Linked DNA regions of Homo sapiens: region 1 is linked to region 2. A link is a contact called in ENCODE Hi-C data. All regions are on one chromosome and are shown on one strand. The core of a region is the stretch at or near the end of the contact, and the rest is flanking DNA. Distances in the headings are between cores, read along the strand shown.

Region 1 (2,700 bases), core at 1-2,500, 64 kb after region 2:
CGGGAGCCAGAACAGCCCAAGGAGGATGAAAGAAAAATAAATCTCAGAACCCCAAAATCGCTAAGCCAAAGGGAAAAGTCAAGCTGGGAACTGCATCAGACAGAGCTGCCTCCCATTCTATTCTTAAATAAGATAGCTACAAAGAATTTTTTTTTTTTTTTTTGAGATGGAGTTTCACTCTAGTTGCCCAGGCTGGAGTGCAATGGCATGATCTTGGCTCACTGCAACCTCTGCCTCCCGGGTTCAAGTGATTCTCTTGCCTCAGGCTCCTGAGTAGCTGGAATTACAAGCTTACAAGCATGCACCACCACGCCTGGCTATTTTGTATTTTTAGTAGAGACGGGGTTTCTCCATATTGGTCAGGCTAGTCTCGAACTCCCAACCTCAGGTGATCCGCCTGTCTCAGCCTCCCAGAGTGCTGGGATTACAGGCATCAGCCACCGTCCTGGCCAGATTTTTTTTTTTTTAAGCTGAATACCTCCCTCACATTCTGCCCACAGGGAAATTCCTTGTGGACAAAGGACAGACAGAACTGAAAGTCATCCCTCTGCTCATGGGAGACAAAGGCATATCCAATTGCTTCCTTCGCCCTGTTTTTCACTAAGCCTAACTAAGGCATAGGTGACTGTTCTGGTAAACTGTGTATTCAGTGAAAGGCTAATCAGAGACTCAAAAGAATGCAACCTTTTGTCTCTTATCTACCTATGACCTGGAAGCCTCCTCCCCTGCCTCGAGTTGTCCCACCTTTCTGGACCGAACCAATGTACATCTCACACATATTGATTGATGTCTCATGTCTCCCTAAAATGTGTAAAACCAAGCTGTGCCCCGAACACCTTGGGCAGGTGTCATCAGGGCCTTCTGAGGCTGTGTCACGGGCATGTCTTTAACCTTGGCGAAATCAACTTTCTAAATTGATTGGTATCTGTCTCCGAAGCTTTGGGTTCACAGGAGAGAGTGTTTTTCACTCCTGGGCTGGGCGGCATCTGGGCTGTTTGAAGAGAGTCTCCAGGGGGCACTGCATGAGGCTCACCTTAGCTCCGGGGGGTCCCCTTCGGCCAAAGCCACCCTGTGGAAGAAAAAGTCCCACAAACTGTGAGGGGGAGCATGGGACGCTGGGCATGGGGCCTAGAGCTCTTTCAGACTTCACCCTCTTATTCTGCGGTTACTCAGGGGAATCTTCCCAAGCACCCACATCGTGCCAAGAACCAGAAACCACACCTCATCAGCCCTGGGGAAACTCGCACACACAGACACCCTTCCTCCACCCTCATCCGGGTGAAGTTTTGCTTCCTTGCTGCTCCTGTTAATCACCCAATGGAAGTTTTGAGAATTACTGCAGACCTGCCAAGCAAAATAATGACTCCTTTTGGCTGCACGATCCCAGCCAGTTTCAAATGAGGAATGTGAAAAGGGAATGTCAACCTGTCTATTTTTCTTCCACCTTCCCAACTGTACTGAGAAGTCATGAAATACATTAATTATAATGGAAGGGAGTCCCAGGTTCTCCAAGTGATCCCGGCCAAACACAACACACACTCGGTTAAGTAAAATATCTGAAGCACACACATGTGCACCTAAACGTCTCGTGTACTTAGGTAGGGCTCACGACTTGGCAACATCTTCCTGGATGCTCCAGAGGTGACCTTTAGTTCAAACATGTGGGCTTACTTCACAAGTAATCCATTAATTTCCACCTCAAAATTGTTTCCTCAGCAGTAGAAAGGTTTGGGGTGGGACTTTATGAATGTCCCAGGCGGTCTTTGCAAAGTTAGGGTTGGTGTTGCAGAGGCTGTGACCGACTAGCTCTGTTGTGGGGCTCAGTCATCTGCTACATCAACCTAGGAACCTCACTCTCCACTTCCAATGGACCAGCCCAGTGATCTGCGGTGACCAGTTTGCCATTATTCGCTGTAATGCCACCTGCTTCAGCGGAAGATCTTGGCCACCTTCCATGGAAAATTTGAGACAAGGGGACACTGTTCTCCTCTACAAACCAACAATCTGGCCTGGCCCCTCCCAAAAGAGACATGCTAGAGTTCCATGAGAGTCCAGCAGCACTCAGTGATACATTGCTCAGGCCAGAGGCCGCCTGCGGAGACTCTAGAAAGGGGATGTAGGCATGCTGAAGCCCAGTGGGAGGGACACATTTCAGCTTGGCCTGAGCCTGGCACTGTGGTCCTAAGGGAAGGGATAGCAGGCCATTAGACCACAAAAGGAAGAACTGAGTCCTCAAGAGCCCGTGACTGAAACCGAATTCAAATCCAGTTTCTACCTTGTGTGTAGAATTGAAATTAATTGTATGAACTACTCAATTTTAAGTCATTTCATGAAACCAAGTTTTGGCTCTGCTCACACGCTGAGTTGTAATAGCCCATTGTAACATTTGATGAGTATTTCTTCTTTTTCATTATATAGCTTCTTTTTCATTATATAGCATTATTCAAAAATAATGCTCACTTCCAAGCAGTTGATCCAGGTCTTTACAATTTATTAAAAATAAATAAATAAATAGTGCTCAAACATTTTAAAATGATATTTTCAAAATTTCTATTTTCTTCTGAATTTTCAAAGCAAAATGATGCCCATAGTCCATCAATTTGATTTTGGTGAGTCGCTCCTTTTGAAAGCCCCTCACCCCAGCGAACTCTACTGGCCCAAGTGCCGGGCCGAACGAGCCACTGCCCCTCAGGGCGTGGC
Region 2 (2,967 bases), core at 137-2,636:
GGGATTAAATAAGGTAAATCAAGGAAAGTGCTCAGCATGATGCCTGGCACACCATAAACACCCAATAAATTTTAGTCACCATTAGCTATTGTTTTTGTTTATTATTCTCATCATTATTTGGTCAGGGTCACTTTGATCAAAGCCAGGGTACAATCTGTTGCTTCTCCATGAGTGCCTTATTCTTTGGGTCTCTCCAAAGCCCAGGATACATTCTTCTGTGACTTTTCACTGTCCATTGCTCATGCTCCTTTACGAGGTTTGAGAGATGAGTGCCAGCACTGTATTTGGGAGCCGCTGCAGCTCTGCACAGACCCAGAACGTCATGTGCTTTCCCCTCGGCGTGGCCAGGGAGAGCTCGTCTACCCCCGCGTGCTACTCGCCAGCTTTCCCCACTTCGAGGGCGGAGCTCAGTGGCTTAGCGTGAAGTGATCAAATGAGTGTTTACACCAAAGCACTCTATGGGTCTATATCAATATTTCTAAGAATCGTTTCATTTATAGAAATTATTACCCAGCTGACCTGTTATCATGTACAACAGCTTCACTGGCAAAAGCATCATATTCTAGATCGGGGCTTAGCAAACTTTTCTGTAAAGGACCAGAGAGTGAATATTTTCAGCTTTGTGGGCCACACACAATCCTGTTTTATAATCTTCTCGTTTTTTGTTACAACTTTTAAAAAATGCAAAGCAACAACAACCAAAAATAAATAAATAAATAACCCACTCTTAACCTGTGGACTATACAGAAAGAGTTTGTGGGCCAAAATTTGCCCACTGGCCATAGTTTGCTGATCCCTGTTCTAGATGTCTGATTTGCTTTGTATTGGACAGTTTGGCAATAGGAAGAATACACACTTAAATTTTCTTCTCTTTGGCAGAATTGCATTAAAAATCAATTCTTTTTAGCTTTTAGGAAACTGAACTCTCGCAGAGATTTAATTGGAAGAGAACCAGCATTTCATTGAAACATATTTGGAAACACGTTGTGTATATTGAGACACACACACAGACACGGTCTCTGTACTCCAAGTAGTTGAAGTCAACAAATGTGTCTGAACTTTTTTAGCTGGTTTCCATGGGAACGTAGATGAAAACAAAACGTATATTCTGAGGAAGCACCAGGTTTTCTGGCTGAGGAAACGTTTTCTGAGTTAACTCTGAAGGGTGTTTTATTTCCAAGAGTGACGGCTTGGTTGATTCTCTCCTCTCCCTCCTCTTTTCTGTCTTCTCCTCCTCCCCTCTCTGTGTGTTCCCCGCGCCACATGTGCCCTTCGTGGTTCTGTGTCCCTCTCTGCACCCTCACCCCCTCCTTGCTGCCGCTCCTGGGCCTCTGGATGAAGCCTCCGCATCTGGTTTCCATCTCCCTGCGCCGCGGGACTGAAGCCCGGCCGACCCAGATTTCCCGTTCATAAATCATTACTCATCTGGAGCCCAGCCAGGAGCACTTCAGGGACTGTTTACTCAGCACGTCTCCTTTTTCAGAAGAACTGCTTCCCTTCTGTGTCGTTTCAAGTCTGGCTGCCATCTTCTACGTTGATCATTTTCCCCATTTTTATCTTTGAAAAGCAGACAAGAGAGGAATTCACTGTGATAAGGCATTTAAATGAGCTGTATCAAACGTACAGCTGGGTCAAACATAAGAGTTTATTCTAATAAAAGTGGCGAGAAATTCGGAAGTACATACATATTGTGGTAAGAACATATGATATTTGATATTTTAAGTAAACTTTGCAGAAGTAGAGGGAGTTAACACATAATCATAGCTATGTGCCAGGTAACACTTGAAATGTTAACTGAATGCTCACGGCAACTCTACACTATAGGTGCTATTAACCTTATTTTACAGATGAGGAAACTGAGGCACAGAAAACATAACTACTAATAACGTGCCCATCTGCTAGTAAATGACGATCCTCTGACAAGGACCCAGTCTGGCACCAGAGCTTCTGCTCTCTCAAGCAGCTGATTCAACTGCTTCTTCGTTTCTTCAACTGTAAAATCATTTCCATTTCACAGATGGGGAAACTGAGGCTCCAAAAGTTAAGCAAATGAAGCTGTAACAGCTATTTTCAAATATTTCCAAACTGTCTCTTTCCTTAGTACTTCCAATGTGTTTTAGTGCTGTACTGCGTGTGTTTACAGTAAACTCCCAAGAAGTTTAAAAATTCCTCTATGTGTCATTAAGGTTTCCAAAAACTACTTTAATTTTTCCATTTTTCACAGAAGCATGTGACTTGCATAGATTTCTCTTAAATGATTTATAAGAGAAATAAAATGAATGTCAAAATGTTTTTACCTAAGAACGGAGTAAATCAGATATTTTTCCTATGGTCATAATGCCAATGACTTCAGAGGAATTTAACGATGAAAATGGAAACATAAAATAAGATAAAGGGCACTGAGTGCTGTTCTAATTTCTGAGTCATATTTTTGGGAAATAATTAATATAAAGAATACTCAGTGACCATTTTCCATGTTTATTCAGTGATAAACACCATGCCAGCTGCTGGGAGAAAAGAGACACATTAAGTAATTTATCTTCCTGCAAAGAGTGACACTGCAGTGGTAGTACATAAGGGTTGGAATGACATTCTTGTCAATTACAGCATTTTGTAGAAATGCAGTTTCTTTGAATGTGAAGGATCAGCTGATCTGTCACCATCATTTTCCAACTGGTATGTTATTGGGGTGGGTTGGGAAAGGGGGCTAGGTTGTGCTGCAGTAACCAACAACTCCAAAATCTCAGTAGGTTAATCCAGCCAAATTTATTTTTTCACTCACATTACCAGTCCTATATAGGACAGCAGAGGCCTCTACTCCACACAGTCACTCAAGGATCAAGGTGATTATGCCTCTACAGTTTTGTACCTAAACCATCAAAAACATGGGGCCTGCATAGAGAGACTGAAGAAAATAGCATGGCTTTTTATGAACTCAACAAGAAAGAACACTCATCTTTTGTCCTT

The links. A loop is a pair of places that touch in the nucleus more often than their neighbours do. Pooled maps may share reads with other maps.
Region 1: a loop to region 2 is called in a map of ascending aorta, with 1.9 times the contacts of the local background. The contact joins two enhancer-like sites. A Hi-C loop is called at or near these places in 1 of 168 maps with a recorded cell type or tissue (ascending aorta) and 1 of 50 pooled maps.

Annotation. Positions count from the first base shown.
Region 1 is chr2:237,353,866-237,356,565 of GRCh38, forward strand. It overlaps COL6A3 (collagen type VI alpha 3 chain), which reads right to left. Exons shown (of 44, transcript NM_004369.4): 24 at 1,034-1,069. Among named protein-coding and RNA genes, the nearest start is that of COL6A3, 59 kb to the right of the region's middle. Within about 2 kb of position 1,251, at least 4 of the 41 ENCODE cell types and tissues checked have a DNase peak (open chromatin) inside an H3K27ac peak, as active enhancers do; they include ascending aorta, where a contact is called at or near this core.
Region 2 is chr2:237,290,190-237,293,156 of GRCh38, forward strand. It overlaps LOC105373954 (a long non-coding RNA gene), which reads right to left. Exons shown (of 4, transcript XR_924039.3): 4 at 1-1,557. Among named protein-coding and RNA genes, the nearest start is that of COL6A3, 120 kb to the right of the region's middle. Within about 2 kb of position 1,387, at least 34 of the 41 ENCODE cell types and tissues checked have a DNase peak (open chromatin) inside an H3K27ac peak, as active enhancers do; they include ascending aorta, where a contact is called at or near this core.